Linked DNA regions of Homo sapiens: region 1 is linked to region 2. The links are chromatin contacts, found by Hi-C in ENCODE. All regions are on one chromosome and are shown on one strand. Each heading gives the region's core, a stretch centred on a gene start or an enhancer-like site at or near the end of the contact. The rest is flanking DNA. Distances are from core to core; before and after follow the strand shown. Region 1 overlaps TMEM163 (transmembrane protein 163). Region 2 holds the start of SPOPL-DT (SPOPL divergent transcript).

Region 1 (6,401 bases), core at 3,877-6,376, 3.8 Mb after region 2:
TAATTTATTCAATCTGATTTAGGCTTAGATATCTAAAAGTCATTTTTTTTTCAGACAGGGAATATCTGAATTATTCATATCCTTCTCATATTATGAGCTGAGCATATCGGTCCCTTGAGAAATCATTGCCACATATCTTACTGCTGTTCCCGTGTGTTACTTTGTCAACATCTCTGAGTGAGATTAGTCATTAGATGGTCAGGCACACTGGAAATTGTGGAAATAATAAAGGTTTTGAAAAACCTCAGGCGATACAAGTGGCTAAAGTTTAAACCCAGATATAAATTCTCCTTATGCCTACATGGTTTAGATTTCTTTCACTTGTTGATTATTTTTTATTAAAAGGAAAAGTCACTGCATGATCTGAGTGTTTTATTATAGTTTACTAATATTTGGTGTGTATTTTTTCCTTCTGTAATGATCAAAATGAAATTTTAACAGGAAACTTTCCTGAGAATGGATCCTTCCCCAAAATGGAAACATTCATGTGTTTCTTTTCGATAATACATATTGTAAAATTCAATCAGTACATAAAAAGTAAAAGTGATGCTTAATCCTGTCAACCTGAATAAGAAACAGAGAGAGAGGCTCTCTAAATGAAAAAGATATTTACTCGGAAATGAGCTTTGCCATGGGAGTACACTTGCCATAGCAAATTATGTACGTATTCAGGGAGGTGAAGGAACACAAAGGTTTTTTAAAGGAACATGAAGAGGGTGACATAATTGTTTTGAGATAAGTAGCTTTGGCTACAAAGATCAATAACAAGGGTAGTGCCAGTCTGAGGTTGGATAGGCAGTTGCTGGGTAGATGTCCTTGCAGAGGTATTTTTAATGTAAGGTTGTGAGGGCCTTTGCGCAAGATTGTGGTTTTTGCAGTCGTTTGTGATCATTTTTGTTATTAGGCAGACAAGCATGAGAACCCTCTCTTCATGGCCTTCTTTGGCTCTATTTGTCAGGTTTTGTTTTTTTTTAAACATTAGTCGGCAAGGCGCAGTGGCTCACGCCTGTAATCCCAGCACTTTGGGAGGCCGACGGGGGCGGATCACGAAGTCAGGAGATTGAGACCAGCCTGGCCAACATGGTGAAACCCCTTCTCCACTAAAATACAAAAAATTAGCCAGATATGGTAGCGCGCGCGCGCGCGCGCGCGCGCCTGTAGTCCCAGCTACTTGGGAGGCTGAGGCAGGGGAATCTCTTGAACCCGGGAGGCGGGAGTTTCAGTGAGCTGAGATTGTGCTACTGCACTCCAGCCTGGTGACAGAGCGATACTCTGTCTCAAAAAAAAAAAAAAAAAAAAAATTAATGACTCTATTTTGATTTTGACAACGTTCACATCCTACCCTCCAGAGATGAGTGTGAGATACTTTTTATAAAGCTGGGCTGATACCTGTGATGTAATGTGTTAAGTGCAAAAGGCAGGTTAGAGAGCAGTGTGTATAGTATGATGTGATTTATGTACAGAAAGTATACTCTCAGATATGGGAGAATTTATACCCTTGACAAAAGTATGTGTTTGTTCACATAAATGAGGAATAGACCAATAGCCACTTTTTCCTTCTTGATAGCAGTGAGGTACTTCATTGTACATATGCACCATAATATATGGAACCAGTCTGCTATTTGTGGATGCTCAGGAGACAGTTTTAGAATTCTAAACAGTTATGGAATGAAAATGTACAACATTCTGATTCCGTATAGTAATTTGTATTAGTTTCTTATTGCTGCTGTGACAAATGACCACAAACTTAGTGGCTTAAAACCGCACAAAGTTATTATCTGACAGTTCTGAAGGACAGAAGTCCAAGATCAGCCTCAGTAGGCTAAAGTTAAGGTGTTGGCAGGACCGTGTTTTTCCATAGGCTTTGGGGAGAATCTGCTTTCTTGCCTTTCCAGTTTCTAGAGGCTGCCTGCATTCCTCAGCTCGTGGGCTCTCTCCACCCAGCAATTACATCACTCCAATTTCTGCTTCCATTGTCACATCTCCTTCTTCCACTCTCCTACCTTGCTGTTTCCCTTATAAGGTCCCTGTGATTATGTTGGGTCCACCTGGAAAATATGGGCTAATCTCGTCATCTCAGGATCCTTAGCTTAATCAAACCTGCAAAGTTCTTTTTGCCTTGTAAGGCAATATATTCACAGGATCTGGGGATTAGGTTGTGAACATCTTTGGGGAGCACTGTTTGGGGACCTAGCTGTAGGTCCTAGGGATACAAAAATGAACAGCACAGTTTTCTGCATTTCAAGGGGTTGTAGGCTTGAAGGGAGTGGGAACTCATGAAAGGATGTGCAGTGTTGGAAGATCTGCATTCATAGTGGCTGAGCCTCGGGTATAAGGTGGGAGGCAGCCAAAAATGAAAGTGGAGGGAAAATTGGAGCCATACCAACACGTGCCAATGCGAGCTCATGAAACGGGACTATATCTTGTGGATCAGGACTTCTTGTCCTGGGGTTAGTAGAAGGCTGCCAGGTGTTCCTCTACCACCTGGCCTTGTATGTAAAACTTTAGGCATGTGTGCATTTTTCTGTGGAGAGGGTCCATGATGATATTCATCAGATAACAATGGGGTTTATGAGCCAAAAGTTCAATGTTGCAGCTGTGGGTGATGGGATGCCTTTGGAGGACTTTAAATGACCTAATTAAAGTTGCGCCTTGGAAAACTAGCCATGAGTGGAACTTGCAGGTATAGGAGTAGAGGCAGGGACATCCTTAGGAAGCCCCCCAGTACTGGGCCAAAGATGATGGGCAGGGCAGGCAGTGGGAGCAGAGCATTGGGACTGAGTCCAGGGTAGATGGGGAGGTAGAATTGATGGAACTTGGATGATTTAATGGATGAGCAGGGCAAAGGGTAATTGGTGGCATTCTGGATGGATGAAGGCCCTGTTAGTGGACCAAGGGGATATAGATGGTGAGCAGGCTTAGGGGTTATTGTGGGTTGGGAGGGAGCTGATAAATTCAGCTTTAAGGCCAGGCACAGTGGCTTATGCCTATAATTTCAGCAATTTAGGAGGCTGAAGTGGGAGGATCGCTTTAGTCCAAGAGTCTGAGATCAGCCTGGGCAACAGAGTGATACACTGTCTCTACAAAAAAAAAATAAAATTAGCCAGGCAGGTGTGGCTGTGGTCCCAGCTACTGGGGAGGCTAAGGTGAGAGGATCACTTCAGTGAATCTTATTACTGCACTTTAGACTGGGCAACAGAGTGAGACCCTGTGTATGAGCTCACATAGGCACGTGTTGGTCTGCCTCCAATTTTCCCTCCACTCAAAGGCAGTAAATACATAAATTTGGTTTTGTACCTATGCATATCATAGAGCCTGTGGGACATTCAAATGGAGGTAAGTAGTATATAGTATGTGGTCATAGCCATTTCTAGAGTCCAGAGGTACAGAAATTCATGAACTTTCCATATTTTTATTCTTATTTAATGTCTCCACTCTGTTCTTCTTCAGTAAAGCTAAACCCTTAAAATGGGCAGGACTTAGGAGGTTTTGAGGCAGAAATAGCAACAGCTAATACACTTTTTGTTACTTTTATAATTTATAGGACACTTTTTATAATCCAAATACCATCTTATCATTGCATCAGTCTGATGAGGGGTGGTGGATGAACTGTCACTGACATGAGGGTGATGATAATAATGAATAATAATTATAGATAACATATATGAACATTCACCATGCCAGGCTAGGCTCTGAGCACTTTACATTTATTAGCTTAGTTCATCCTCACAGTAGCCCTATAAGAGTTGCTTTTATCATCCCATTTTACAGATGAGTCAGCCAAGTTCCAGAGAGGTTGAGAAGTTTGTCCTAAGTCACAGCTAGAGAGGGGTGGAGCTAGGATTTGGACTCAGATGGCTGGGTGTGGCTCTAAAGCCTGTGTCAAGCCCCTCAGGGGTGGGGCTGTGGCCCATATTCATGCTCGTCAACCCCAGTTCCTGTGTTCTTTCTATTCTGTGACCACTGTCTTTCCAGGGGGTGGGGAATGTGGAGGAGGTTAACAATGGCATTTCATAGCCAGTGGTGGGAAGAAAGGGATCCCAGAAGAGGGTGGTGGAGGTATTGTCAGCAAGGAGCAGAGAGCTGTGGCATCCCTGGGGGCTGCAGCACCATGCAGCAGCAGCCATGTGCAGAGGAGTTTGTTTCGGGCTTGAACCCAGGGAGGTCAGTGTTCCTGTAGAGCCAGGCTGGAGACAGAGTGGCCAGACATGGGAGAGGGAGGGCAGCGCCATGGTCATCTGTGGCTGGATCTGAAATGGTTTGGGGAGAAGTAGCAAGTGATCCTGGACTACAGGAGCCAGGAGTTGGGGAGGGGTGGGTCTCCTTGCTGCAGGGGTGTCTGTGCTCCTGAGAGTCAGCTTAGAATCTCAGGGCCTGCTGAACTGGCACCACTAGTAGTGAGGATTCTGCCACACGGCAGGACTCACAGCCTTTGGGAGCCTGAGAACTACGGGCCAGGTGCCAGTCTTTGCCTTATTTGCTCTTAGTCTTTGCTGAGGGCCAGCTCACTGCTGGTGAGGAAAGGAGAAGCAGTCCCCAGTCCCAATCACTGGGCTGCTGACACGGCTGGACAGGGACACAGACATCGTTCCCAGAGGGGGTCCTTTGAGAGCAACCTGGGGTGCAGAGGGCAAGCCTTCCACAGGGCAGGGATTGAGTTCCTAGAGTCCTGTGAAGACCCAGCAGCTGATAGGAAGAACGGGGCAGTGCTTGAAAGAAAAGACATGAGCCAGAATATCACAAGCTGACATTTTGTTTATGCAAGCACTTATGTGGTGTTGGTTTCAAAGTCCTTTAAAATCGGGGACTTTAATGTCAAGTAATTGGCTCTTTATGGAAAGGTTTCCAGTTACAAATGGGGAGCAGGTGATCTCAGATTCCAGCCAAACTCAGTTAAAAGGCCAAGTCTTTGGTTTTCTGAAATCGAAGCTCTGGGGTCCCATGACATGCCTTCTTTCCTCTTGCCTGAGCTCATTAATGCACCTTTCTGTGTCATTTGCTGCTGTTGCCCACAGCCATGGTATTCCAGCAGCTCTCAGTGAATTTGATGAACGTCACCAGTGCTGTTTTGCTTTTATGTATTGACAAGTGTGCCTGATTGTGGTTTTTCAGAAGCCTGCTCTGTAGGCGTGGCTGTTGTGGTAGAGGAAGGGTAGTATCAGGGCAAGATTGCTGGAGAGGGAGGGGAGAAGCCCAAATCTTGCCCAGCCCTGCCAGTGTTCCCCCACGTGGGGTCTGCCCTTTGGAAGCACAGGAGGCCATGCACTTCTAGCCATGGCGACTGCCCAACTCCTGTGTGAGATGCTGCGAGGTCTCCAGAGTGACCTTGAAAGAGGTATTGTGAAATTCTTAAGAGCTTGAAGTAAAAAATTAAACTCTTACTTTTTTTTTTAAAGGTGCCATTTACTCTACTAGGAAGTAGAGTTGTGAAATTAAACACTGACAAGATGTTCTAAACCTACCCTGGAGGAGGTAAATTGCTATTTTGAGAGAAGGAGCCACGTCTACTAAAGTTCCCATGTTTCAGTCACTGTGGCTGCACAGAAAATCATCCCAAAACACAGTGGCCTAAAACAGCAGTAATCGCTCTTTATTGCTTATGGTTTCGGTGGGGCAGGAGTTTGGGAGCCCCTCATCTGGGTGGTTCTGGCCCAGGGTCCCTCATGGGGTTACAGTTGGAGGGTTGCTGGGGCTAGGGTCATCTCACAGGCTTCTTCCTCACATGGTGCCTGGTCAGGGAACCCTTGAACAACCGGGGGCTGGAACAGATGGGGCTGTTTGTCCATCTCTCTTCTCGTAGTCTTTCCACCTCATCCCTCTAGCATGGTGGCCTTGCAGTTGCCAGACGTCTTCAGTGATGGCTCTGGGCTCTAAAGGCACATGTCCCAAGAGCCAACCAGGTGGAAGCCGATTTGCCTTGTGTGACCCAGCCTCAGGAGGTGTGCTGCATCACTTTTGCCACATTCTCTCTTGGTCAAAGAAGTTGCAGAGGTCTGCCCAGGTTCAAGGGAAGGGAAACCAGACCCACTGTCAGTGACGGAATGTCAGGGTCACACTGAGAGAGATGCACATGGAATGGGAACCACATTGGCATAGCCATCTTCAGAAAAACAATCTGCTGCGCCCCAGGATGGGGAACTTGGTTGGAATTAACTTGTTATAACTGATGAGCTTTGGAATGAGGGTGTTAGAGAATCTGTACTAGGGATCTGATTTGTGTCTTCCATCTGGAGATGATCAGAATTGAAAGCAAAAAGTAAAGGATGTAGAGGTAGCTGGGCTCTTGACTGTTGATTCTTCTTTTCTGTGTGATGAAGGATAGAACTAGGACTGGAGAGACTCGGTACCTTGTGACCGAGGAAGGGACCTCGTGCCCAAAGTAGGAGGGAATCTCCAGGGGA
Region 2 (6,214 bases), core at 118-2,617:
AGAAACAGTGGATTCAATTGCAAGTGGGAAAGTGAGTACCACAATGGGTCAAACTAGGCCCAAGATTATTCAAAAATAGACAAAGCATCAGAAGCCTGGAAAGAATCACTGAATGACAGAGTTCAGTCAGGAAAGAGACAAGCGAAAGTTAGGATAAGCAGATGGTGAATCTTATTTCTACTGGGTTGTGTGACTGCTTTGAGAGAGAAAATGCTACCTTCCCTTTTCTTTTATGTTGAATCAATATACAAATACATTGACTCAAAAAGAATTAGGAAAAAGGAGAGCAGCAGGAATACAAGTGGGCTCTTTGAAGACTTGGACCCCGAACCGCGCGGTTAGCTTGATGTACTCTGGTATAAGTGAGCAAAAATGTATTAGAAAGCAGGTTAAAGAGAGGTTAAAGGCATGACCACCGGACTGGAGGTAGTGAGCGGTCTGCGAAGCTGAGAACTCTGCCTAAAATGGGCTAACAGGGACGAGAGTTTCAAGTGTCTGTATTTGGGATGAGGAGGTATGAAAGTGGACGCTGCGCGGTGGCAGAGCATGCAGTTTCTGCCTTTGGGCAGCACTCAGGTAAAAAGGGGCAGGTGTGGAGGTATACAGGTATAGAGGAGGAGAGAAGCCAGAGGAAAAGAAGGGGCGAGGCCCGGGGGTAAAACTAAAGGGGATCCTGGAAGGTGGAGGCTGGGAAATCAAGGAGGGATTGGGGGCAACCCCGGGGAAAGTGGTGCCGCCGCGCGAGGGAAGGGCGGTCCGGGGGCGTGGGAGGTAGTCCCCAGAGCAGGCCGGAGCTCGCCGCCCGAGCAGGGGTCCGGGACCCAGAGAGCAGAGGGCGCAGTGAGGCGCGAGCAGGAGGCCGCCGGTCTACGGAGAGCCGGGGGAGGGGAGCAAGCGCCTGGGGCTGCCGCGGGGACTGGGGGGAGGGGAAGGGGCGCCTACCTGGACGTGCTGGGCGGCAGCGGTCAGTCCTGGTGGAGACTCCTCTCCCGCTGAGGCGGTGGCCGTGTCCGCCCTGGGAGCCCGAGGCTGCGGTGGTGGCAGCAGGGGTGATGGCGGCAAGTCCCTGTGGCGGCCGCCTCCGCCGAACCGCATCCCTCCTCCCCGACCCGCCCTCCTTCCCTATCTCCCGCTCCTAAACTTCTTCCCCGGGATAAACAAACCCGCCGCCAGGGGCGGCCACCTCCGCCACTCCCGCCCCCGCGCAGCCCCCACCCCCCCGCCGCGGGCCCGTCTGGGCTCCGGCTTCCGAGTTACGACTCCAGCCCCGGCTCCAGCCCGCGAGGGCGCGTGCGCGCGGCGGCGGCGGCGGCGGCTCCTGGGCCCTTGCTCCCTCCTACAGCGCCGGGCACTTCCGGGCGGGCCCGGATTTGCCGCCGCGCTTGGGAAGCCGCCACCGCCGCCGCTGCTGCATGGCACTAGGCTCCCGGCGGGGCAGGTTCCGCAGCCGGCACCGCTCTGGCTAGGCGCACGGAGGCGCCTTGCTTAGTCTGACCCTTATTTGGCCAGGCGTAAAACTTGTCCTGCCTAAAAGCCTACTGAGACCTCCTAACTGGTCTAATCCGCGGGAGACGCCAAAGGCGGCGGCCGTTTGTGCGCACAGGATTTTTCTTGGAGCTGTAGCAGTCTAGGAAGCCAGGGTGGAACTTTTGCTAAGCTCCCGTTGTAAGCCCAGAGCTGTAATAACTGCTGAGACACAACCAGCAGTATACAGGCTCCAGTTGGAAATCGAGAACTTTCCAGGTAGATGAAGTGCCCCATGGAGCAGTTTTCAGGTGGAGGGGATGAGGCTCAGCTGGAAGTCTCAGGCCAGAAGGAGAGGCTGCCGAGGGGCGGCCAGGGATGCCTAGGAAGTGAGCGCAGAAGACCAGGCGGCCTCCTGGGACCGCACGGTGGGAAATAAAGCTGCACCTGCACAAATGTGTGAAGAGAGGATGGGATTGCCTTGTCTCTTCGGACATTTAGTTTAAAAAGGGGGTGACAACTGAACTTTTTATTCCCCACGGCCATGGGACAAAGATACTTAATCGAGCTACCAGGAGTAAACTTCTTTAAAGAAGTTTGGGGGACCAACAATCCCGGCTTTGCCAGAACAGACATGAACGTCATTCAAGGATCCCAACTCTTTTTGCTTTAACTGTGCATACGTCAGCAATTTTTGTTTTGTTTTGTTTTTGACAGGGCTGTCACCCAGGCTGGAGTGCAGTGGTGCCATCACAGCTCACTGCAGCCTCGACCTCCTAGGCTAAAGTGATCCTCCCAACTCAGCCTCCCGTAGCTGGGACTACAGGAATGTGCCACGCCCAGGTAATCTTAATTTTTTGTGGAGACGAGGTCTTGCTATGTGGCCCAAGCAGATCTCGAACTCCTGAGCTCAAGGGATCCTCCCACCTTGGTCTCCCAAAGTGCTGGGATTTGCAGGCGTGAACCACCACACCTGGCCATAAACCAACTTCTCATTGCTTACCTGGCTTTCCAAGAAAAGAGAGAGGGCAGAGGGAAAATATTTATTATTTTGCTATGTACTGAGTATTCTAAGCATGGACTTGTATCGTCTCTGTTCTCTCAACAACCTCTCTAAAACTTCAACGTAGAAATTTCCATCTTAAAATTAAGCGACAAGAACTAGAAATGGCAAGTAATTCATCCAGAGGTTACTGGGATTTGAATACTGGACAGGCAGATCCCCCTCATTTCAAATTAATACTACATTAGCTGTCTTTTTTATTTCTTTTTTCTTTTTGTTTGTTTGAGACAGGATCTCGCTTTGTACGCCAGGCTGGAGTGCAGTGGCGCGATCCTGGGTCACCTCCCAGATTCAAGCAATTCTGTGCCTCAGCCACCAAGTATCTGGGACTACAGGCGTGAGCCCGGCTAATTTTTGTATTTTTAGTAGAAACAGAGTCTCACCATATTGCCCAGGCTGGGCTCAAACTCCTGGCCTCAAGTGATCCTCCCACTTCTGCCTCCCAAAATGCTGGGATTAGCACCTGACCTTACGTTAGCAATCCTGTTGACTTATTTAAGACAAAACGTGCTTTAAGACAAAATCTGTGCCAAAGGTTTTCAGATAAAGATAAAATTAGCAATGTAACCATAAAATTCAAAGTTGCCTTGGGCTGAGTTGGTAGAATGTTTATGCAGATCAAGGAACTCCAAAAGTTAAAAAACAGAAGTGGAAGTGAGCATTAGGGAATGGGGAAAGAGTTGGTGGAGAGAGGAAATATTTGTGTAAACATTTAACCATCTCCAAACACCAGCAAAGAACAGTTGAAACGATTTGCTATACTCACTGTCCACCCGTGTTAACTTTATGGTATGTGACATACAGCAAAAATTACATGTAATTTTTGACTAAGCCTTTTAGCTCTTTCAATCCCTTCGTAGTATGTCACCCCCTCTCTTCCCATAATTAAAAATTATAAGACACCTAGTAAATATAATACACTCATAGAATTAAGTTATAAGTCCATCAAGTACATTTCCAATTGGAAGTTAAGAGTGATGCTGACCCTTCACAGTTGACTGGGCTGAAGTTGGGAACTGATTCAATAAACTTCCACCACAAGGATGTCAAATTGCTCCTCAGGGTATTCTCAGAGAGTCTTTTCCCTAGGCTTGATCTCCTTACCCTAAGTGTTAGGACACACCATTCCTCTCTTGCTTGCAGTATTCAATGACTTTACCCACTAATAAAATGATAGTAAATAGTAAGAGTGAATATGGCTTGTAAGTAATGCTAACAAAACTGTGATGGCTTAGCAAAGTAAAAGATGGTTTTATGGTCAGTAAGTTTGGATTAAAGCTTACTAAAGCTTGATGCTTTGTTACCAGTCTGCTAAAGAACTACCTTCTTAATTTGATTTCCTACTTACTGGATACCTATTGGAAAACTAGAGAGATATGATAGGCTTTCATTTATTGCTGCCGTAAATAAATTTTTAAAATAGAGAAATAACAGCTTTGTCATTAGTGTAGAGCACAGTTTGCCTCTGCTAGGTCAGTATTGGGCTTGCTTCGTTTAAGTCATTAACCATTAGGATCACCCAACTTGTCCTGCCTAAAAGCCTACTGAAAAAACATGCATATAACTTTTGCATATTTATTTTGCTACTTATTGTTGATTTTCTATAGGAAACTATTTATACTCCTCAGTGTATATGGCCAACTTGGAAGTTCTACTTCCTATAATTATGTCAGCAGTTAGTGAAGATGATCAAAACAGCCATTCTGAATTTAATAAACAGATGAGCCTCAGACTCTGGATCTCCATGACCCAACCCTATGAGGCTCTGCCTGAAGAACCAATCAAGCTTCCCACTTTGATATTTTAGTGACTGTAGCATCTTGTTCCTCTTCTAAATTAAACACCACAGATGCTCCCATTTCATGGCTGTGTAGGCACGATGGACTCACCACTGCCTTCCATACCACCACCTGGTTTATACAATAATTTTCCAATTCTAGTTGTCCAAAACGAAGCTATACAAAACTCACAAATCCATTATTGTCTTCCATGTAGAGATAAAAAAGCAAGGAATATGCTTGTTAAAAAGCATGCAATACTTTATGAATCCTCGGTGATGTACTTTTTGGGCTCGCTGCTGCTGGAGATTTTGCTAATGCCCCTACACGTTTTAATGCAGTCCACCAAGCTCTTTGCTAGTAAGCTGGTTTCCACTTTTTTTTTTTCCTTTTTCTTTTTCTTTTCTTTTCTTTTTTTTTTTTAAACAGACAGGATCTCCCTTTGTTGCCCAGGCTGGAGTGCAGTGGTTATTCATAGGCATGATGATGGCTCACTACAGTTTCAAACTCCTGGACTTAAACAATCCTGTCTCAGCCTCCTGAGTAGCTGGGACTTACAGATGCGCACCACCATACCTGGCATCCCACATATTTTTCTAATCATTATCCCCTTCTTTCCTAAATTTTCTTCAAGGAAACCAAACTCAGTCCCAACTTCCATAAGCTAACACTTATACAATTAAAATGACATTTAGCTTCTGGAATCAATGTGGAAAGAAATGACAACTTATTTGCTGATTATTTTTCACTGTAATAAATATTAGGCCTTTTATCTGGAAGGAAATACCAAACCCTTGTTTAATATTAATAACTTGTAAATTATTGTACACGTAATTTCATTCTCTCTTCCCATGTCTTCATTTTTCTGCCTCTGGCTTTTCACCTTGTTGTGAATTCCTAGTTTTATAGTACTTTTATACTGTATGATACTGACTTCTTAAGCATACAAAAAACTTCAGAACTCAAGCAATTCCACCTGTAAGCCTTGTCTAGTGATGCCTATGGCAAAAAAGGACCCATACATTTGATGTACTTATCACTCAAAAATCATTCCCAGAGAATTCTCAGGAAACTCAGAACAGGGCCTACCCTGAATTCTGAGAACAGGACCATTTTTAAGTCCTTTAAGTCCTTCATTGACACCCTTCCTTTCTCTTACTTTCTTTTCTTTCTTATTTTTCTCTTTCTTTCTTTTCTTTTCTTTTTTTCTTTTTCTTTTCTTTCCTTTCTTCCTTCTTTCCTTTCCTTTCCTTTTTTCCTTTCTTTTACTTTTCTCTTTCTTTCTTTCTCTCCCTTTCCTTTCCTTTTCCTTTTCCTTCCCCGTCCCTTCCCCGTCCCGTTCCATTCCGTTCCATTCTGTCTTGCTCTGTTACCCAGGCTGGAGGGCAGTGGTGCAATCATAACTCAGTGCAGTCTTGACCTCTTGGGCCCAAGGGATCCTCCCATCTCAGCCTCCTGCAGGCATGCACTATCAAGTCCAGCTGATTTTTTTTTTTTTTTCATTTTATTTTTTCTAAACACCGGGTTTCACCATGTTGCCCAGGCTGGTCTGGAACTCCTGGCTTCAAGTGATCTTCCTGCCTTGGCCTCCCAAAGTGCTGAGATTACAGGCATGAGCCACAGTGCCCGGCCAACACCCTTACCTTTATGTTCCCAGTCACATTATGTCAAATATTTCAGAATGCTTCTTTGTTTCAAATTAAATACACATTCATAAATTTACTGCTTTGGTTCTTTGGATAATCAATCAGTCAGGTCTATAGGAGAGATGATTTTTGTTGTTTTTCTTGTGAAAAATGTGAAGAATAAGTTGAATGGTTGGCATACTGCCACATCTTATAGCCATTGAGTTAAATATTCATTTGAATTAGGTTTAAAACGTGGTTGAGGCTCTTGAAATGCTAGTAAT

Evidence for each region. A loop is a pair of places that touch in the nucleus more often than their neighbours do. Pooled maps may share reads with other maps.
Region 1: a loop to region 2 is called in a pooled map, with 9 times the contacts of the local background. The contact joins the enhancer-like site here to the promoter of SPOPL-DT in region 2. A Hi-C loop is called at or near these places in 6 of 50 pooled maps.

Annotation. Positions count from the first base shown.
Region 1 is chr2:134,669,241-134,675,641 of GRCh38, reverse strand. The region is part of intron 2 of TMEM163 (transmembrane protein 163); the gene reads left to right. Among named protein-coding and RNA genes, the nearest start is that of TMEM163, 47 kb to the left of the region's middle. Within about 2 kb of position 5,126, at least 9 of the 41 ENCODE cell types and tissues checked have a DNase peak (open chromatin) inside an H3K27ac peak, as active enhancers do.
Region 2 is chr2:138,496,848-138,503,061 of GRCh38, reverse strand. SPOPL-DT (SPOPL divergent transcript) reads left to right here and starts at 1,367. Exons shown (of 2, transcript NR_187149.1): 1 at 1,367-1,743; 2 at 2,182-6,214. It overlaps SPOPL (speckle type BTB/POZ protein like), which reads right to left and starts at 1,292. Exons shown (of 11, transcript NM_001001664.3): 1 at 943-1,292. RefSeq lists silencers at 607-656, 857-1,396.